Linked DNA regions of Homo sapiens: region 1 is linked to region 2. A link is a loop called in an ENCODE intact Hi-C map of the cell type or tissue named here. Cell type or tissue: IMR-90. All regions are shown on one strand. Links, peaks and the distances in the headings refer to the core of each region. The heading gives the core; the rest is flanking DNA. Region 1 holds the start of FAP (fibroblast activation protein alpha). Region 2 overlaps IFIH1 (interferon induced with helicase C domain 1).

Region 1 (10,766 bases), core at 1-8,000, 50 kb before region 2:
TTTTACAAGTTTCGAAAAAAGTTTTTCCTTATAGTTAATATTTTGTAAGTGAGCTAAATGGATTTTCTCATTTCACTACTACATTTCATATTTGTTCTTATAATCCAGTTTAATTATTCCTAAACCCTTTTAATCCTGAAGCTGGTTCTCCTGGGATGGAAGAGCCTTTCTCTTTTTTCTTTCCTTTAGACGTGATGTGAAATAACACAAATCCTTCTCTGGTATCTGTGGTGCTGACCATGCATCTTTGGGTGCAGAAAGCACTGGATTCTTACTCCCCAACTTGCAGAGGGAATTCTAGACTGCTGCACCTCCATATCCTCAGCAACTGGCATGATGATGAGCAGGGAGTTAGTAGAACTAATACACTAATATGTAAATGAATGAATGAATGTTTCCTGAGTGTGGCTTTAAGTTTCTCAGAAGAAGACAGTTCATACACTGGTGCATAAAATTCTGGGCTGAGGATATGAGGGCACCTAAGGCAAATGTGAAGTAATGGGATTTCTGATGAATGTGAGAAAGAGGCTAAGTAGGAGCTCGCTTAGCTTTGAATTCTCTGTTCTTTTTACCCCTTCCTCCTTCCCTTTCCTGCCTTGCCATCTCAGATCCTATTCTCATAGGCACTGGGCAGATGTGAGAGTGAGGACTGGACCTGGCACTCCAGACGGGAGATGATTGATTGACCAGTGAGATGTGAGAAGAAAGGAGGAAAATTAGGAGGCCACCACGCCTAACTTCAGGGCTGCCTGTGGCACTGACTTCCCCGGGTCCTGCTCAGGAAAGTAGGGTAATGACTAGTGCCATTCACAAGCTGTTTAGCTGACATTCTGAGAAGTTATTCAGCAAATTTAGAAGAGAAAGAGAATGATATAATGAACCAAAAAACAACAGTTCTCACCTTATTTATGATTTTTCTATTTCTGAATGAGTACTCAAATTTCACTGAGTACTTGAGTTTAATTTGATTATTTCACCCTATCAAGAAATCACTTTATTCTTAGAATTTTCCTGTTAGTTGAAAATAGAATTGTATTATAAATTACATAGGACTTTTATACTATATATAGTTTACGACGTATATTTATATGTAAGCTATACATAACTAAACTTGGAAAGAGGGTAGGGATTGAGATTATATGTGATCACACAAATATCTGTGTATGTGTATCTCTATACATCATTTGTAAATATGTAAATATAATGCATTTCTTATTAGAAATTATAGCTTGAATTCCATAGTGAAATTCATCCTTCCCTATGGACATGGAGGCAAGTGCCCTATAAAATTAACAAACTTTTGTTCCAAGAACATTTATTTCTGAGGGTGCAGAGTATCAATTTCAAGGTTGAGTTTCTTTAAAAATCAGGAGCTAATTTTTAATGAATTAACATTCAAAGGATCTATATGACCTAATCCACTACCTGACAATTGCTGGTATGAGGGAAATGTGGCCCCAAGACCACTGAGTTCAGAGATGAGTCTGAAAACAATTTTAACATGAAAATTTATGAAAGATATGTACACACACTACATACCTCTCAACAGCCTAAGAAGAATCTTGTGCTGGCAGAGAGCAGAAACAAAGACTGAAATTAACACTGAAGATATCAGCTGACTTCATCTTATGGGTTAACCTATTCTATTTTGTAATTCTGTGAAAATCTCATGATTATTTTTAATTTTCGAAAACATTTTTCTATGTTCTTTTTAATAGCAACAGTCCAGTCATTCAGGACTCATACATTCTTTAGCTGAAGTTATTTTATTGATCTTCATTTACTATCAGTTAACTTTTAACCAAGATATTTCCCACATTTGTTATCATAAACTTTTAGTATTTATTAGTACAAATTTTTCCCCTTTCCTAGACACAAAGACATAAGACCTGTTATTACTGGATTTTTTTTCCATTTCAGAAGCTTGAGTTTCTCTTCATAAATATTTTCATAAAAAGCTATTTCCCTAATATCACTAGATTATCTATCAACATAGTCCTACTTTATATTTAAACTAGCTCTGATATCAGCCCATAGTACCTTCCAATTTTTAGCAAAGTGAGATCAGTGTCAATCTAAGCCTTTTTTGTAAAAGGATCCAATTTATGACTGATCAAAATGCTTGCTTAACAATGTTTGGTTTTCTAATTTGATGTGCAGTGCTACTACATCTAAAACAACAACTTTGCTTTTTCTATACAGCTATTCCTGAGATCTGTATTCTCAACTTCCTCCCTAAATTTTTGGAAAGACTATTTAGTAATAAAAAAAGTCCATAGATTCTGTTTTAACTTTTCCATTCTTACTCATTTTTACTTTCCACGAGACAAACCTAATAATGAAAAGCAATGTTAGTTAAAAATGTTGTTTCTAAAGGCCTGTCAAAGCTTGTATTTAGCATATATTTTTGGGGGTTGTGGGGGTGATGCAGCATAGTTCTTAGGTTTTTCTATTGCTGAAATAACACTGTAAATCTCTTCCTACCCATGCCTTAAATTCCTCAGTATTTCTGGTCTTGCACAACAACATATCTGTGAGCTTATATGTCTTCTTAGAAATAACAGACTTACTTTGGAACATAAGCACTTAGGAAATGTTCAACCACTTGTGATCTTGCATTAGTACATTTTCCAAGCTATTCTAGGCAGATAGAGCAAATCAGAGAAAGTTCTTACCTCTTGAAGGGCGTAAGACAATGCACATCACCAATAAGGCAAGCACAGCAGAGGTGGCAACTCCAAATACGATTTTTACCCAAGTCTACATAAAATAAAGAGAATTAGGCATACACACAGTTCCTGCTAAATAGTAGAAATGGCAAGATTTTGTTTACACCTAAATCCTTTTTCTCTCGCCCCACAAAGCTTTTGATTGTTTTCCACTGATCCGGCTATAATTGCTGGAATTCTTCCAGCTCTGCAAGGACAAATGTTTCTACAGTATATTTAGAACAATTTTCCAATCCCAACCCATTGAGGAAGTAAATACTTATGTACAAATCTTCACCTTCTAAACAATAGAAAACTCTGATCACGTTCAATCCAGCCAACCCTAATTTTTTAAGAATACTTGAGGTTGCTTATACTAACCTTCATTTTTCCAGATGTTTTTGAAAGTTAGCTAATTCTGTCTTCAGAGCGTGGGTCACTGGATCTGTGAAAACCGTTGAAAAGGACCAAGTCTGTCTTTGTAGTTGGAAGCTGAAGCCAGGACAAGGTTTTTTTCTTTCCACGGACTTTTGAATACCGTGCCAAGTTTCAAAAGATTTCTGTAAAATTAGAAACAGATTTTGGGGGCGTTCTTGGCCCTCAAATGAACTGTGAGTGACTCAAGGGAAGTTTTATAGCCTTCTCATCCTTGTAACTACACCAACATCTGCTTACGTTGACATACAGAGGTTTTTATTTTTTCTTTTTTACCAGTTCAGGTTTATGTTGCATTTTCTTCTAGAATTCACTGAAGGATCACTTTAGCAAGTCATTGGGTTTTGCATAACATTTTTATTTGCCACTAAAAGATGAATTTAAAATAATGAAACTTGCAGGTCTGTACATTAAACATATATCTACTTTTTAACAGAGGAAGAACATTGAAGCCACATAAGATTTTGTGAGAAATGTGCCATATAACTGCACTTTTTTTTCCTCTGGAAGATTATGAGGTATTGCAGACAGAAATGTTTTTCTTTCAGCACAATTTCTTTGTCCATATAGCACCATATGCACTTTCAGTAAATACAGAAGTTTAAAAATTCAACTGTCTAAACCCACGGCTGCTTTACTTTAAAGAAATAAAATGCCATCTGGTGAAATTTAGTATGGGTTAGGTGTGTATGCACAGGCTAGAAAGATGGAAAGATCAGTAAGAATAATTTACCAGCAGACCTTTGGAAGAATGGAAATGGCTTTACAAGAGTGGTATTTTTGCTTTCCTCTCAGAATATCTTCTGAGAGAGGAGAACATCTAGTAATTATAAAGATTTAAAAATAAATAAAAAAGCATCTGAAAAGAAAAGTAAATCTTATGTATAATTTCATTTTGGCTAAATCTACATAATTCCAAAGAAATTGGTCATCTTGACAGATTAGTAAAATGGTTGACTGAATTAAAAAAAATACACATACAACAGTTTCTTGGAGTGTTCTGTCTGTTTTAATGCAATTCACTTGGATAGATTTTGTGGTTCCACGTAAACACAGTTGTTAAATCTACTGTGTCCTTAATTTTTCCACTAATGGTTTTCTTTTTTCGAAGTTTATAATGTTCCCAACCTGATTAAAACACTTCATGGCAACCTTTCTTGGATTGTACATGAAAGGTAATGGGGAAATGTTACCAAAACATGTTGCTGTTTGCCTTAGTCAACTTCTCTGGCTACCACGGGACACTTTCTCCAGCAAAGAGCAGGACAGTGGCTTGTGAACTTCCTTTCAGACATTCTCCAGACATCCCTCCCTGAATTCCAGCCTTATGAAAATTCTGTTGAGGAAAATGAGTCATTAGGCACTTACTGGCAGAGAACTGTATTCCTGGTGGCTGGGGCTGGGCCCTCTCCTTTGCTGTTGGTGGAGTCACCTCTTTACAAAATGAAGTAATCATTAAGAGTAATATCCAAGGTGTGCTATACACTTGTAGGTATCTCCAAGTGATTGTGAAATCCTCAGATCTCAGATAAAAGCCAGCAGCCAGGTCCTGAATGAACTGTTTCTGTGTAAGTCCTCTCAGATTGATTGTCTTCTCTGGAACACACCGTGTTCTCAGAAGTTCTGCCCTAGCCTGCCAAAGCCCCAGAGTACACAGGCACTTTTTAGTGGGTGATTTCCAAGACTTTACATTGTAGAGAGAAACTATAATAAATTATTAGGGTGTAATTAAAAGACCATGCTGAGAGCATGTTAGCTCTAGCAATTAAGAATGCACTGACATGTGACTGGTCTGAGCACCACTTAGGATTCTATGACTGTGTGTGGGTGTCCACAAGATACTCATTTAATAGGCTCTATGAAGAGGTTGGAGTGCTTTAAGATACACTTAAGTTGCCACTATTAGTAAGGGTGGGAAATGATGAGAGTGAAACAATGTCTGTTTAAGTTTTTTTGTTTTTTCCTTGGAAGGTTGGGTGAGTCAAGCTGTAACTTCTGGAAAATTCTTACTAGTTTGAACTGTTTTAAGAAAAATGAGACTGACTGCAGAAATAAAGATGTCGAGTTTTTCCATCTGAATTCATGGTTTAGGGAGGTATTGTTTTTATAAAGTCACACATGTTCATTCGTTTGAGATAATGTGAATGTATTCTAATTTTCATCCAGACAAGAACTCTCATAAAATTTGGATTTTTAAAATATTGTAATATCTTTATTAGCTTTTTTTAATTTTGGAATCAAAATGAAAATACTTTTGTCAACTTTTAAAAAACATTTACGAAACTGACTCTTATTCCTACTTTATACAATTAGTTAACACCCCATCAACATTTTTGTTGAGAAAACAAAAATGAATCAGACACAGTCTGTGCCCTTAAGGAACTTACATTCTAGTATAAGTATGGCAGGTATGTTCTTAATGTTCTTACATACTTGTTTCCTTTTGCTTCCTAAAGCTCTTGTTCAGAAATAGCCTGAAGCTGAGTTTGTGTTCTGTAGAAAGAGTGTTCTCACTGGTTGGTGATTTCTTCATGGACCTGGGAAGAGGACTGGAAAGGGCACATACCACATGCATGTCATCCTTAGTTCAACCTTTGTTAGTTCTAACCTTTGTTAGTACTGAGACTTTTCTCAGAAAGCAACTCTGGGTCTATTAAAATGCTGCAAAACCAGAAAGGATGATGATTTGTCATGTAAAAATGTAAGGGCAGCAATTAGGAGAGTAGAGGCTCATCAACTGAGTTCTTTCCAGAGAGGGACCTTGTAAGGCTGACTTTGGAATATGACTGCATTCTGGTAAGCCCACTGGATAAGTGAGCTATAACATAAATCCTTAGGTTATAAGGAGGAGAGCTTACTAGAACTATTTATTAGTAGCCAATGTTTACCTGCCAAAAATGATTTTAATTTATATGTTTTCCCAGAAAACACATCCAGCTATGTATTTCTAGAGTCTGAAGGTAAGACCATGCTGAGAGCATAAGGATGTTATCTTTTTATTTTATGGTGGGGAGATGAAAGAGAGATGTGTTTATTAACCAAAAGCCATGACAAATTATTTAAGGACAAGTTACAAGGGGAATAAGGATACAAGTGCAGTAAACATAAGCCTGATTTTATACTCTTTAAAGTAAAAATTTGCTTCTAGAGAGCCTAACAGCTCCTAACATCCTACCCATTTGATTCCTCAGATTCAATAAACATTTATTGTTTACTGTTATCTACAAAGTGATTTTAATGCATTATTTCATCTGATCCATACCAAAACTCATTTTGATGATTAGGAAACAGCCTAGAAAAACTGGATAACTTGCCCAAGATTTTAACAGGACCCAGTGTTACCACCTTACATTGCTTCTTTGTGATACTTCCTAAAGTTTTATTCCAAAGTGATAAATTTTTTTTAAAATTATAATTGACATTTCACTGATTTGCTGTTGGGGGACACTTAAGGTTGTGAGGGTAAAATAATTAAGGCTAAAATATTAATGATGTTCACATCCTCAAAGTACTTTGTTACACATATCTCAAAAGAACACAATTTCACTCTACAAGGACTGTGTTCAAAATATTAATTTGTTTACAGTTTTTTTTTAATCGGGGTCTATTAATCCGATGATTATTTATATAGTGCCTGGGTTAAAAGCTCTTCCTCCAGGGACTTGCTTAAATGAAAGGATTCAACAAAATACCCATCGTCAAAGAGATTTTTGAGTTCCAAGCTAGAAAGAGTCCTGAGGTCTTCAAAGCTCAAAATAACTATCACATAGTTATAGATCTGGAAGAAGTGGCATAATATAGCATCAGTGGGAAATGATATAGCTCAAACTATTTTTTGAATCTGATCTCTTTTCTAAAACCACAATTGTTACATAAGGAAGAATATAAAGCCACATGCCTCCTAGTTTGTAATTGGCATCTACTACCTTCATAAATGTTATAATTAGATGTCAGTGTTTCATTATCCTATCATAATTAGGGCAAGTGCTCCTTGGAGACCCAAAGGGTTAACTATCAAAATGGGGTTAGAAAAGAAACAGAACAGAGACACAACCCATTTCTTTGAGTGCTGAGGACACAAAGACTCAGAAGATAAATCAGTGCTTCATTGTCATTTAAATAGGGAAATACTACATCTTTTTAGAAGTGGTTAACCAACAAGAAGACTGTTTAAATAGTATAAATAGAATGTGTAAGCACCTATAGACTAACATAACTTGTTAACACATATTGTTTTTTCACTAGCATTTTTAGATTAGAGAATATTACTACTACTAGTTCATGTCTATTGAATACTCTTATTGATCATGACGTTTTTTTCTCAGCACTTGCACGTGCTATCTCCTTTTATCCCCAGAACATTCGTACTATTATTATCCTCATTTTACAGATGAGGACATGGATGCACACAAAATCTAAATAACTTCCCCAAAGTCCCATAACTTTTGAGTGGTAGGGATGGGATAAACCCAGATAGTCTTACATTATAACACAATTTAACCTATGTTTAGGGCTCTCAGAGGAGGGTATATATTGGCACAGTGATTGGCATGTGTGATCCAGCTGGAACTAGGAGGAGTTGAAGATGGAAGGAAAAAATACATGGGCTAAAAAACTGGACATTTTGATGAGTTCAAAGTATGAGTCCTAGTAGTAACTAGTAATAAGGTGGGAAATAAAAGAGGTTTTTACCAGATAGCAGCAGGTTGTATTTAAGATTTCAGTTCAAGTTACAACGAGGCCTAAGGTATGGTCACAGAAGTAAGTAGCTGAGATAGAAGAAAGAAGTGAAGGTCCTTAGAGATATAGTTGGCAAAGCAGTGAGAGGCTAAGATATCCTTTGGGATGTTCATCTGGGAACTTAATTCACCTCAAATTATGGCAATAATTAAGGGCAGCAGATAAATGCCTTGAGTTATATCCCCAATTCTTTATAAAACAGATGGAGAGATTTCCAGTTTAAGATGCCATACTGAACATATACACTGATCTCTTTGCCTTTGGAAACTCCATTAAGCTGATTGTAAAGGAGGAAAAGGATTCTCACATGACAATGAAGAGACTGAAGAAGTATCATCAATGGATAAAGCAGAATAGAAATAGCAGCCGCCTGGACCATACCTAGAAAGGAATCATTTTGCCTGGCAGAAGCATGAAACAGTTCCATATTTGAGATGGCATTTACCACTGAGGGTAAGAAAGGGAGATGGGGCTGAAAAAAGAGAACTGGTTGGAAATCCATACATGGACTCTTCACCTCTGGGTGCAAAAAAAAAAAAAAAAAAAAAAAAAAAATCTGCAACTAAGCATTTATCCTAGGAGCATGTATGGGAGTCAGTGCATCAAAGTCAATCCAGTCCTCCAGTTTAATGGCTTTCTGACCTTTATCCTTAAACCCACCAACTGTATACCGGGATCTCTCCAGTCTCACCTCATTCTTAATCTGCAACAAAAATAAGAATCAGTAGACAAGAATAATATTTTTAAAAAAGAAAAAAGAAAAAGAATCAAAACCCCAAAACATGAAAGAAAAAACAATTTTTTAAGCAAGATGAATAAATTTTGAAAATGACCATAGAGATAATTCTGGGAACAGAAGCCTTTTAAAAACTTTGAATTAGCATTCTCAGTGAGATTCAACAAGATACTGCCACAATTTGGAGACCAAGTTTAAAAAATGTAACATTCAAAAAAACTTTCTGTGATAGATAAGTTTATGTGTCAACTTGCTGGGATAAGGAATGCCCAGATAGTGGGTAAAACATTATTTCTGAGTTTATCTTTGAGGGTGTTCCTCGAAGAAATTAGCATTTGAATCAGTATTGAGCAAAGAAGATCAGTCCTTATCAATGTGGGTGGAAATCACCCAATCTATTGAAGGTCTAGATAGAACAAATGGGCAAAGGAAAGATGATTCTCTCTCTCTTCTTGAGCTGGAACATCTGTCTTGTCCTGCCCTAGGATCCTGGTTCTCAGACCTTCTGACTCTGAAACTTACACCAGGGCCCTTCCCCATTTTTAACCTCTATAATTGCATAAGCCAACCCATAATAAGTCTCCTCTTATCTACCTATCTAACATCTATCTATCTATCATCTATCTATCTATCTATCTATCTATCTACCTACCTACCTGTCTATCTCCCATTAGTTCTTTTCTCTGAAGAACCTTGATGAATATGCTCTAATGTATTGAAAATATGATCACCAAAATTTATTTAAATCAAAATAGGTTTTGTGAAATAAAATTGAGGAAGCCTCTCAGAACAGAAAGGCAAAGTTGGATAATATAATGGAAAGTTAAGAGACATAACATATAAACTCAGGAAGTTTGAGGAATAAAGGGCAGAGAAGGCAGAGGGGAAGAGGTTCTTACAGAATGAATGCAAGGGAATTTCCCCAAACTGTAAAAGAAAATACATTTTTCAGGGCCCACAAAATGTCCAGCACAAAATATGAGAAAAGACTTTTACCTAAACACATAATTGTGAAATTCTATAATATTGATTATAAAGATAAATTTTATATTCTTCCTTAGGAAAAAAAAAGTATCATGTGAAAGAAGCAAGAATTGGACTGACCACACACTTGTCATTGCCAATCAGATGCTGCAAAACAATGGATCTGTTTTTCAGAGTTCTGAAATAAAATGCTAATCAAACTAGAATCTGCTTAGCTAAGACACTGCCAAATATGAAGACCAAATAAAAGATTTTCAGATGTGTCATAATTCAGAGTTTATACTCCAAGCATTCTTTTGTAGAAAGGAACTCAAGGGTGTATTTCAGCAAAATAAAGAAGTAAAGTACTAGAGCCATCACTCAGAGAGCAAATGACCAGACCAGATGCTAACAACAAACATTGTGTGACTTCCTATCTCCAGCCACTTCTGAAGTCAGATCTATTTTCTTGAGTAAGTAATTTTTTTCCAAGTTTGGGTTGTTTTTCATACCATTTGGAACCAAGAGTTCTGGTAGTCACAATAATGTTTGGAGATACTAGATGGACTGTAAAAGCAGAATCTCTATGTACGTTCTCCGCTGAACAGCACGGGAATTGGTGCCACAGAGAAAGAAATGTGATCCTACCAAACCAGTTAGCTCAAGAGCAATGCTTAGGTAGCCATAGCAATTTAAACTGTTTATTGATTTAAAATTTTTAGAAGTCACTGAGACCTTTATAGTCAGAGAAATTGTCAACCTTGACAAGTATAAAGGTAAATGTACATGTAACCAAAGTCGGGAAGTGAAAGAGAGTGAAGAAAGGTAGGTAAGGTAGACAGAGGGCAGGAAAGCCCATGTCCTCATCTCCCAAAGCAGGTAGTGAAGAGATCTGCCCTGTGAAGACCAGAATAAGAATTGGAGGTACACTTAACAGTCCCTGCCATGTCATCAACAAATGGTGTTGAGAACACATTGTAGGAAGGGAAATGCTTACATTCATAGAAATACAGAAGCCATATGATTTTTAAATATCATTTCAGAAGTTCAAAAATAAGTCTACAAACTCATGTGATGGATATTAGGTCTATTCCTAAGTAGTCTCATACTATAGATGGAATTTGTGCTTGGCGTCTTTTTCCCTTTTTAGGAACATTTGGTCCACAGTGCAGTTCAAAAAAAAA
Region 2 (11,218 bases), core at 2,027-10,026:
GTTTTTCCACTCCCTGTAGGGAGGCAGATGATGATATTCTTCCCTTCCAAGGCTGGCTGGGCAACTTCCATTTGGTAAGGCCTGAGCTGGAGTTCTGGCTCCGGGGATGCTCTTGCTGCCACATTCTCTTCATCTGAAGAAGGTTGAAAAGAAAAATAAGAGAAGGGACAACAAAATAACAGAGCTTAGGAAGCCTGAAACTGAACGTAGGCCTCTTGTGCTTTAAACTCCTTTTCACATGTGGTCCAAACCAATTCATTTTCTCTTTTCTGTACCAATTAATGTCTGCTCTCTGCATCTGCAGAATACAACACAGGCTCCCTCTCACAGAAGGAGTCTGGGGGTGTGGGGGTGCAGAGGGAGTCAACTAATTAAGAGGACTGGAAGGAGCAACATGGGGGAGTGTTTTCACAGAGTGGGTGAAGCCAAGGCGAATTTGTAGAAAGGGCTGTGGTGCGGGATTGGCAGGTCTAGTTGTTAAGGCATCAGACTTCCCATTTCTTTGTGGAGCCACTATGCCCTGCTTGTTTCACTTAGCCCTTCCACCTACAAAATCAAGAGGAGCTGAGAAAGTTGGAATCATTAGTCCTCCCAATTCCGTATTTCCCCTTTTTTTAATTGCAAAGAAGGTATTATGGCTGATACTATTTTCTTTCGTTTGTAGAAACTTTATCTGACAACCAAATACCAAAAAGCACACACACACACACACACACACACACACACACACACACAGACACCCTATCTATCTCAAGTTCCTTTTTCCATCTGAGGCAACTACGTTGTACAGAAGTGTTATTTAGAGAGTAGAGGAAAAAACTCTTCCTATGCTAGCCTTTAATTGGTAGGTTTTCCTTGAAAGGTAAAAATAATTTTGTTGGTTTAAACTAAATCATGACTACTTTTGCCATTTATTTGTGAATTGTTATCTTTATTACTTCCTTATGTTTATGGCTCCACATATTCCAACTTTTTCTAAAATCCAAAGTATAATATATTAAAAATATTTTCAATTAACATGGATTTTAAATTTAAAATACTGATAAAATAAGTTCTAACATAAACTTTATGTATATTAAAATAAAATTATTATAATATGTCTTGTTTTAGATAGAATATATTTTATTTAGAAGTGACCATATTGACCTATATTACCAGGGGAAAAAGATCAAAAAATGCATAGCTTATAATGTGAAATGAAGTAACATAAATATTATACCAATTTAAAAGCCCATTTTATGACTTATATAATAAGAAGAAAAAATGAAATAACAGTATTTATCCATATTTCATCACACATGAAATAACTTCTTTTTCTTATCAATGTTTGCAATAAAACTAAACTAACATAATCCCATTAACTTCAAAAAACTTGCTGATGGCTCCATTTCAGCCCCTGGATAATTCTATTTGAGTGAGTTTTAACTTGTTGTGATAGTACTATCTGAACAGGTAGGAAAATTCACACCAAATACCACTTAGGATCATCTACTAACCTGGCAGGAAATTTGCCTTTTGTATGGATGAGTAAAAACAGATGCAATACATTTAAGCTATCGTTGGATCATCTGCTGATTCATTCAATATGATTTTTATGAAAAACTCATTTAAAATCACCAGCATTTAAAATATACCTTTATAAGTTTCCATGCTTGTTTTGAACTCTACAATATTTACAATAGTTCATCTTGTATTATATTTATGTAAGGCTCTGATTTATTTAAGAACAATGTTAGCCCTCTGTAGCTTTCATAGACTATCAAAACCATGATATTTCACCTCTATTAGGATAGTTTGTCATCTAACTTTTCCAAAAGAGCCAGTATATTTGCAAAGGAAGATGCATTATAAAGTGTCTAAACAAAGACCCAGAAATTTACTACTGCTAAATTTTTGTTTGATCTAGGAAGTTTGTTAAAATATAGGAATAAATCCTCTTTGTTTAATTTCATCTGAGTTTCATTTTTGCGTAGATTTTAAGAATACTAATAAAATGCTCCTTCCTTCATAATAGTTGCAGAATAAACTATTAAAAGAGTACATTTTAATAATAATTTCCCCCATTTTTCATGCTTACTACTATATCCTTGAATAAGAAATATTACAAAGAGAAAGATATAGCAATTTCCTAAGTCTCTTTCCCGAGAATCCAGAACCAAATCAAATGAGTAAAATATTAATATTACTCATGCATTCTAATCATTTATTAAGCTGATACATTTAAGAAGAGCGAGAATGTTAAAAGGACTATTGTGTTTACAATTTAACTTCAGAACTGAAGTCATGAGGTTTTACTGCTACTTAAGTAGGCATGTACCACAAATTTATTCTTCAGTCAATATTGACTGGACACCTATTATATGCCAGGCACTCTCAATAATATAGTTGTTGTCCTGAAGGACTTTAGAGTCTAGGACACTATACCGCTGTTATGCACACAAAAATACCTGGTTAGACAGATAGCTCAATAATCTTCCATATTTTTGATTTAAGACTAGGAGATTTGATAGGTGGCCCTAAGTTTAAAAAGAAGCACAGTGTGGATACAGGAAAAAATTAGAGTTGGATTCAATGTGAGACTAGCATCCAAAGAATAAAAGCTGGGTGAGTGCTAAATATTCAGCCTGATTCTTGCCTTATCACATCCTCTGACACAGGGATGGAAGAATTTATCCACAGAAGCAATGAAAAGAGAGTTTTCTCTTCTGTGTCAGCAGAAGGAGAGAACTGGGCTGGTATCAATGAGCCAGGAGCCAATTTCCTTTATAAAAGAAATGTTTGGGTTTTTGATTGTTTGTTGTTTGTTTGTTTTTGGCTTTCTCTGAAAAGCATAATCAATTAAATGAAAATAGCAGTTAAAATATGCACAAGCTTTGAATAACACTGTGCCCTCCCTCTACAACAAGTATTGATTAAAGACCTTAAAATTATATTCTACCATATAAATGGTCAAAAAAGAAAATCAAATAAGGCTTAAATAATAATATTCTATTGGAACTACACCATGTGGCAAATTTCATTCTCACATTGATTTTGACAGCTGAGTTATTCTTGGAGAGAAAAGGTCTGTCACTGCATGTGTTTGAAATCTACAAAGTATTCCTTTACCTATGGTATGTAACCACAGAAAAATACACCATTCCAGCTGGACAAATATTAATAGGCATTATCTTGAAATAGTAAGGAAACACTTTCTACATATCAGGCCAATATGTATTGCCAAAAACATTGCCACTTTTTGAGAGGCAATATATCTTTCTGAAAATGGGAAACAGAAAAAAAAAAGCCTCTCATAATATAATTAGAATATTTATACTTTAAAAGTACCGGTAATCATGTCTACTATGGCATAACACTTCCACAAAGGAATATAATATGATTGTTTTGGGTCACACCTTATGGCCCATATATGACCTCTGGAGGAGGAGGAAGGACATATAGAATGAAGTCCCTTTTGATGTCAACTTCAAAGATTAAAACACAATTGCAAATTCTATAATACTTTTCAGTGCCTCAATATGTGTTTAACAGTTCACCAATTTATCTAAACCTCCTTTTGAATTGGTTTCTATTTTAGCTTATACCAGGCACTTGTGGGCAAGGAATTTCATAATTTTACCATTTCGGAAATTGACTACCCACTAGGCAAAGTAATTCTTTGCTCCTAAGTACTGATCCATCTAGAACTTCAAGTGGTGTTCGTTCTGATGTGTTTGTCTTCAAATATGTATTTGCCTTTGAAAATGTATTTGCTTTTCAAAAGTAGATTGCGTTCAGACTTATCATGTGTTTCATGCCACATTGAGGACTAAAAATCAGCAAATACATTTGTTAACAGCTCTAAATAGGCAAGATGCCCTGCACATAGAAGGTACACATTAAATATTTATTGAATGAATGGATATTATTGAAAAGCCCTTACTTAGACAAATGAAAATTAGCATGATCTCCAAAAACTTAAAACAACCTATAATGATGTTAAATATTAGCTAGATTATCTATTTTGAGTTCTAGCATAGCATGTAATAGAAATGTTAATTATTAAATTGAACAATTTTATGACAAGGATAGAAAAAACAAATATAATCCACAGAAATAAGCACATGGCAAGAACTCAATAAACACTGACTGAATTGAACAGAAAATGAATTCACCCTTTTAAATGAAGATTAAAGTTGTGAATGACATTTGGTGAATTGGGTTTCCTCAAACTAATTTGTTCTAAGGGATTCAGGAGTGTCATTGTGATAAAAGGATATATGAAAAAAGAGGTGCTACAATCTAATTTGGAAAGCATTTAGGATTGATGACAATCTTTCTATAAACTATTTTGCCACCTTAGGCCTCTTGTGGATATCAATTTTTATAATTCTTCTGACAATGCAGGATAATCTGAATTATATAATATATTCTTAGGGGAAACAACTCAATCACAAATGAAGAATAAAGTAATGTGTTTCTTAATTTATCATTTTTCCAATGCTTCTTAGCTGGCCCCTTGCAAAGCATTTTATTTTTGTTTGTGATTTGTTCATTTTAATTGTGAAATACTTCAAACAGGTAGGCAAATATAGAAAGGTATGTAATAGAAACCCACTAACCCATCACCTACATTTAATAATGTTAACATTTTAGCTTAGTAGTCATCATGGAAATATACACTCAAAGAAAAGAAAGAAACAATTTGAAATCTATCAGACTAACAAATTGGAAAACTGATAACAGGAAGTAATAATTAAGGTGTGGGGAATTAGGAAGAGGCACTCTCATTTATTGCTGGTGGAATATACAACTGATATTGAAAGTAATTTGGGAAAAACCTGGTAAAATTTTCATTTAGTGACCGAAATATTTTGCCAACTCTACTCCTATTCAAAAGATACTTATACAAACTTGACTTCTTTTACTTACATATGTAATTTCTAGTTAGTCATACTTCTCTTATTGATAGTATCAATTTTTTATTTAAAAAGTATTTTAATTTAAAAAGTAGAATTTGGAAGTAAATAAATGTACCAAATTGAATACAGTCTATTTAAATGCAGTCAAATTAATTGAAACAGATCCCATAAATAAAATAGATGACATGACTCTATGGAATGTGGCATATGCCAGACCAGAAAGATATGTACTGGATCAAAATTAGAGAGTTTGGTTCTAAGAGTTTGTAAGTTACACTTTTAAAGAAAGTGAATGGCAAAGTTCCAAAACTATTTCACTGTAGAAAAGAATTGCTTTAATTGCATAAATACATTAGGGAGGGTATGAACAGCCCCCATGCTTCCACTATATGGCGTCTTATTTCACACTTTTTAAGGTTTACACAACAGTTAGGCAGTACCTGAATCACTTCCCATGGTGCCTGAATCACTGCCCATGTTGCTGTTATGTCCAAGACTTTCATCTAAGCAGCTGACACTTCCTTCTGCCAAACTTGTGTCTGATTCTGCAAAGGAAAACATTTTAAAATATTTTTAAAATATTTCTGAGAATAAACGTATTTTAACTGCACACCTCTACAGCACACAGTACATACAGTTCAATTCAAGTGGGGAAGGCACACCCAGACAATTATGAATAAAAGGTAAGCGCTTCTGGCAGGCTACATTAAGAAAAATCCACTATGGATGAGCAGCTGCTGGGTAGTGATTCAAATACATATTACCTACTTAAAGTACTACACATCCAGTATGAGAGCTAAAGCAAATTCCTAAGGGTTTATAACTTTTATTGCCCTTCTACATGTAAATGTTGCCCAAGAAAACACTATTTAGGTTTGATATGTCTTTTAAACAAAAAATAATACATAGAAACCTTTGAGGTCTTTTCATTTAAAATGATAGGGAATTAATAAAGTACAAAAATTAATAAAGTACCTGGATCTACTGATCAGTTATGAAAATGATAGTTTGGTGATAAACATAGATGTAAAATCTCAAAGAGAATTTGTTCAAAAAGAATATCACTAAAGCCTGGCATCACAGTTGTACTAGAAGCTCATGTGAGGTTGGAAATAACTGTTTTTCTTTACTATAATTAGATTAAGCCTCTATCAAAGAGTTATGGTTAATATGGATGAATAGCAGTGCACATCCTTCATTTATGAATCCTGACATTCTGTTTTCAGAACTCAGGATCAATTCTTTTTGAAAACCTTCTTTCCCTCAGAGAAGAATTCTTTTCTTACAGTTTATTTCCAAACACTTACACAACCTCATCCTCAAGCACCAGAACTATCGTTAAACTGGTAAAAATAAAGCAATGGTGGTTACTAATATTGGCTTTGGAATCAGAAGGACTTGCAAAATTTGCTATTCACTTTGCTCTGAACCTAACAAGTTCCCCTTGTTTTAAAGTGAGGCTAATCCCACTTACTTCACAGCCCTTGATAATCTTTAAGTAATATTAGGTACAACAAGCTCTTGGCACAGGACTTTAATTGCTGGCAATTAGAAAATGAAATAAAAATCAAGAAATGATATATTCTTAGGATAGGAGTTCCATTAGATAATGTTCTTCTTTTAATTAAAAATATTTTATAATATTTATACTTAGATAATATTTCATCCTAAAGCCTCTTAACACACCAATGAGGTAGCTCTTAGCTATTTAAAACTAGTCTGAGTGTCATATTTATGGCTGGAAATAAAAATGGATGAAAAAATAGACACATAGTATGTTTTAATAAAACTTCTCTGAAAAGAGATGATATACAACTCAAAACTGCAAATATTTCCTTTTTCCTTAAGTAGTTAATTTTTTCAAGTCAGCTATATTAAGATATAATTTACTTACTAAAAAGATTACTTTTTATGTTTATAGTTTGAGAAGTTTGACAAATGTATACAGTTTTGCAACTTTGAAGAGGTTGACATATGTATACAGTTACGCAACTACCATCACAGTTAAGGTATTTCCAGCACCCCAAAAGTCTCCTCAAGCCTCTTTGTAGTAAATCCCTCTGGTTATCTAATCTGGTTTCTGTTCCACATCAGACAACCAGTGGCAACCACTGATCTGGTTTCTGTTCCAATAGTTTTTCCTTTTCCAGGATGTCATATGAATGGATTCATGCAATATGTAGCCTTTATGTCTGTCTTTTAAAACTTAGTTTATAGTAATTGTGATTCATCTACGTTGTTGTGTGTATTACTAATTTGTTCCTTTTTATTGCTGACTAGTATTCCACTGAGAATCTGTGACATTTACATCTCCCATCCAATTTGGATGAGCCTATTTAGTTTAAGAGCTATAACAGAATTACAGCCAATGCCAATCAAATATGTAAGGTATCTTTCTTAAAAATTAAAAGTAAGCTGATAAGAAATTTGTAGAAAAATTCTCAATGGACATACATACTGTTTAAGTATATTAGCACAACATAAATATACTAATGTGAAAATACTGTGCTTATCAGTTGTCGCAGATTAGTTCTAAAACTCAGATTTGAGGAATCCCTTATGATCACACGGGAAAACCTGTATATCTCACTGAGAGATTTAAAATATGGCACCTCGCAATTCCCAGAGGTATGTCTTGTTAGAAGCTCAGAGGCGAATGTGGGATAGAACTGTCAAGTAGAAGAGCGTTTTGGGCAGATGTACTGATGAAAAGAGAATATGATTTGTAAGGAAAAGGCAAGGTGTAAAATGAGATGGGGAAAATGTCATTGCAAGAGTAATTCTAGATCTAGAAATATAGGCTAAGATTTTTGAGGCAAAAAAGTGAATTTTGACATGCTTTTCATTTGCTGTTTTAAATGTAATATTGAGAACTGAAGAGAATACCAAAATTACTGAAAAAATACTAACAAATATCTAAAATCTAAGACTGTATCATTAAATTTTCCAAGTATAATAAAAATGAAAATTATATTTGATTTCCACTTCATTTTCTAATCACTAGCAGTTAAACTTTAATCTTAAACCTACTTCATCTACATGTAGAGTCAAGATTTCTCCCAAGCTTTGTTCTAACATCCGTAAGTTTTGGGAGGGAGCTATTTATGCAATGTGCACGAATAATTGATGAATTGTTTTAAAAGTTGCTACCCAAAATAGGGTATTATTAATAAAGTCTATTATCTGGATTATTTTGATCTAACAAACCAATCACCAATGTGTCAGGAAGACACTGAACTCAGAGTTTTCACAGATGTAATGTAAATTTCATTTTAATCTCTCAACATTCTGTGTGGTAGATACATATTATCTCCTGTTTCATAGGTGAGAAACCAAGGCGCTGAGAGGTTAACTGATATATCCAGATCACACAGCTACAGTGGGGCAGAATCCTCATTTCTGAATCCAAGTCCAGTGTTCCAGTGCTTTTTCCGCTAACACTAAGCATGGCTGATGATTTGGGTGAAGTTTTGTAAACACAGTGTTAACTGAATTAAGAGCTGTGGTGGTGGTGTTTTTCAACAGCAAGAGACATTTTCATTGTATTGTCACATTTCTATCCATCTTGAAACAGAGCTTATCTTTCCAAGAAAAGAACTTAGAGAGATGATTTTGCTTTGCTAACATTTCTGGTTTCATTGATAGATTTTCACTAACTTTACATTTAAGTGTCCACACCTCTTTTTAAACTTTTTTCTGCACTCAAATAAAAAGAACACCTCTGTTCTCGTTACATAAAATTAATTGCAGTAATCCTGTAGAGATTATTATGAAAATGAAAGTGAATATATGGAGCTCGATTTCTTTGTCATTTTAAGGGTATATAAATCTTCAGTTTCTCCACATAAAAATAATTTTGTTTCCTAGGCAGCAAATTCTTATGCATTTTGATATACGTTTTTGCTTTCATAGAAATATAAGTAAAATTTAATAATAAAAGAAAATATATTGTATTTCTTATAATAGGGAGAATGCCTTCCCCAGAGATCTTCCTCCTGCATTCACTTTAAAAACCGTATTACACACAAACACACACACACTCCCAAAAAAGTGAGATCAAGAAAGTGTTTGCGTGAAGCCAAAATTAAACCGACCTATTGAGTTTAAATGCCAAGAATTTCTGAAATTGATTTATTTAGGTTTATCTTGTTTTGTTCTTTGTATTTTTCAAACTATGTCAGTCTGGATTTAAGTCCTAATGAATAAAGTCCTGCGTTTATGATTTTATAAGTAGATCGCATGGAGTTAATTGGAGGCAGGCCTTGCTATGAAAAAAATTTGTGCTTTGGAGTCCAACAGATAAGTCTCCAGATCGAACGTAGCCACGACTTACAAGCAAATTAACCTTCTGTTTTAAAAAATATATAGAGAGAGATAGTAGTCTCTATTTTCTCACTTATTGTGAGAATGATTCGGTTAGACCAAGAAAATGAAACTCGAAGAGAAACAAATTTTAAATTCTCATTAAAAGGGCTTTGAATATTGAAGTTATATTGTATAATAAGTTTAGTTAAGTTTTATATAGGTGTCATTTCCTCTAGGGAAAATATCAAAGCTAACTATGAAACAGATTAGAAGATGGTAGTAATTGAACTGTTAAAGAAAAGCAGTTATTTATATCAAAAGCTATTGGAATGAATGAAAATTATAACCATCCAGTTAAGAGATAGGATTTTCTTTCATAATTTTGTAAACAACACAAAAAAGAACAGCCTTGCCTACAATGACAGCAAGTGCCTAAGACCAGCCCAAAAGCCATGGAAAAAAAAAGCCTTATTTTGCAATCACATCTTGAGTATTTTGCTAATAAGGCAGAAATATTAACTGAAATCCAAGAAATTTCTTATTTAACATACTCTAGACCTTAAATACTTTAAAATATTTTTAAATCATTTAGAAACCAAAAATATTGAACTTTAAAATATTCAAACCAAAAAAAATAAATAAATAAAGCAAGAGGTTGAAGGCCTTTTTAGATCTATTTCAATGTAAAGTCTGCCCTCTGCTGGAAAAAGCTAACATGGCAAGTAGTGGACAAGTAGGCATTCTTTATTCAAAGAGCTAAGCTCCATTAGGTAAAATTCAAATTGATTCTTGCTTCTATTCCTACCAGGTAGTACCTCTTCTATTTTTGGCCTAGAGGCATTTATCACCCCACAGAATATCTTTCGTTTCTTTCCCCTGGCTTCAGTCTGCCACACACTATTTTTCCCGAAAAGTGGTTTTGCATTACAGCAGGAAACGCGAGGGGAAAGGGCCTCTGTGCATATTGAGAAAGAACAGCACCAACTGCTCCTGTTCTCCTGCGAGTCAGTGGTGACAAGGTCTTTAGTCCAATTTCACTTTTCATGGTAATTTCATGTTTATTCTAGTTCTGACCTTGTGATGCATTTTAGCTTCACCTTTGCAGCTATCCCCACCTTCCCTCCAGTTTCATAATCCTCACGCCTGGAAGGTCCAAGCTACCCCGAAAGCTTGAAACATGTGTGCACGTTTGGGCACACACACAAAGACTGCATGGGCTTCTCAAGTGGGCTTACACTCATACTGCTAATAATATATATTTCCTTTCCTTTTGAAATAACTTAATCTTTTTTGAGAGGAAATAGATCACTTTTATTTTCAGCTCTATGTATATGGATCTACACACACACGCACGCGCGCGCGCACACACACACACACACACACTCACATTTTGGTCTGTCAGATTTTCCTCTCCGTGCCAGGGAACATGTGTTCCCACAGAATGGAGAGAAGCCACCTCCACCCACCTTGCATATTCTCTCCTGGATCCAAGCTTCTAGGAAATGAGTTCCCCAACGAGAAAAATCACTCTCCTAGAGCCACAGGCCCACATGGCTATCCATGGAGCTCCTCTGCTCCTGTTTATAGAATTTCTACTGCTGAAATGTTTCTAACAGAATTAAATTTGAATTGTGTGTAATGAGGTTGGCTTAGATTGTATCATCTATGCCCTTTAGCCTTTGCACTTAGGTTCTAATAAAGAGAGGTAGTTATTAAAGCACAGGTTGCAAGGATAACAACACACACCAGAATGACCCATTCATTCACTGCCAGTCAGTAATGGAGGCAAAAAGTCCTAGAGTAGAGTCAGTTAATAGTGAGAAGCCAGGTAACCACATGGGAAGTAAATCTTGGCAATAACAAGGTTTGGAGACGGCAAGGTAGAATGTGAATTAGAAACCTCTTTGGCTGGTAAGCACTTTTCAGGAAAGGCTGTAGGAGTTAAGCAAACTTAAGCAGACATGAAAGAATGGAGGGAGATACGAATACACTAAGGGTGCCCAGGTAAATGT

The links. Peaks named below come from ENCODE experiments on the same cell type or tissue, not always from the same donor. Only the 100,000 strongest peaks of a DNase experiment are listed, where the experiment ranks them.
Region 1: a loop joins it to region 2, with 5 times the contacts of the local background. A loop is called at or near these places in 6 of 110 quality-filtered maps.

Annotation. Positions count from the first base shown.
Region 1 is chr2:162,240,233-162,250,998 of GRCh38, forward strand. It overlaps FAP (fibroblast activation protein alpha), which reads right to left and starts at 3,213. Exons shown (of 26, transcript NM_004460.5): 1 at 3,090-3,213; 2 at 2,676-2,760. The coding sequence starts at 3,095. It overlaps LOC105373724 (a long non-coding RNA gene), which reads left to right and starts at 5,885. Exons shown (of 4, transcript XR_923544.3): 1 at 5,885-5,939; 2 at 8,086-8,336; 3 at 9,681-10,055. In IMR-90, for the core only: no CTCF peak of the experiment used is centred there; DNase peaks (open chromatin) are centred at 2,549, 3,309, 4,469 and 5,739; H3K4me3 peaks cover 2,785 bases; H3K27ac peaks cover 4,701 bases.
Region 2 is chr2:162,288,223-162,299,440 of GRCh38, forward strand. It overlaps IFIH1 (interferon induced with helicase C domain 1), which reads right to left. Exons shown (of 16, transcript NM_022168.4): 4 at 5,342-5,446; 5 at 1-133. Among named protein-coding and RNA genes, the nearest start is that of IFIH1, 25 kb to the right of the region's middle. In IMR-90, for the core only: a CTCF peak has its summit at 9,899 (motif pointing left); a DNase peak (open chromatin) is centred at 9,919.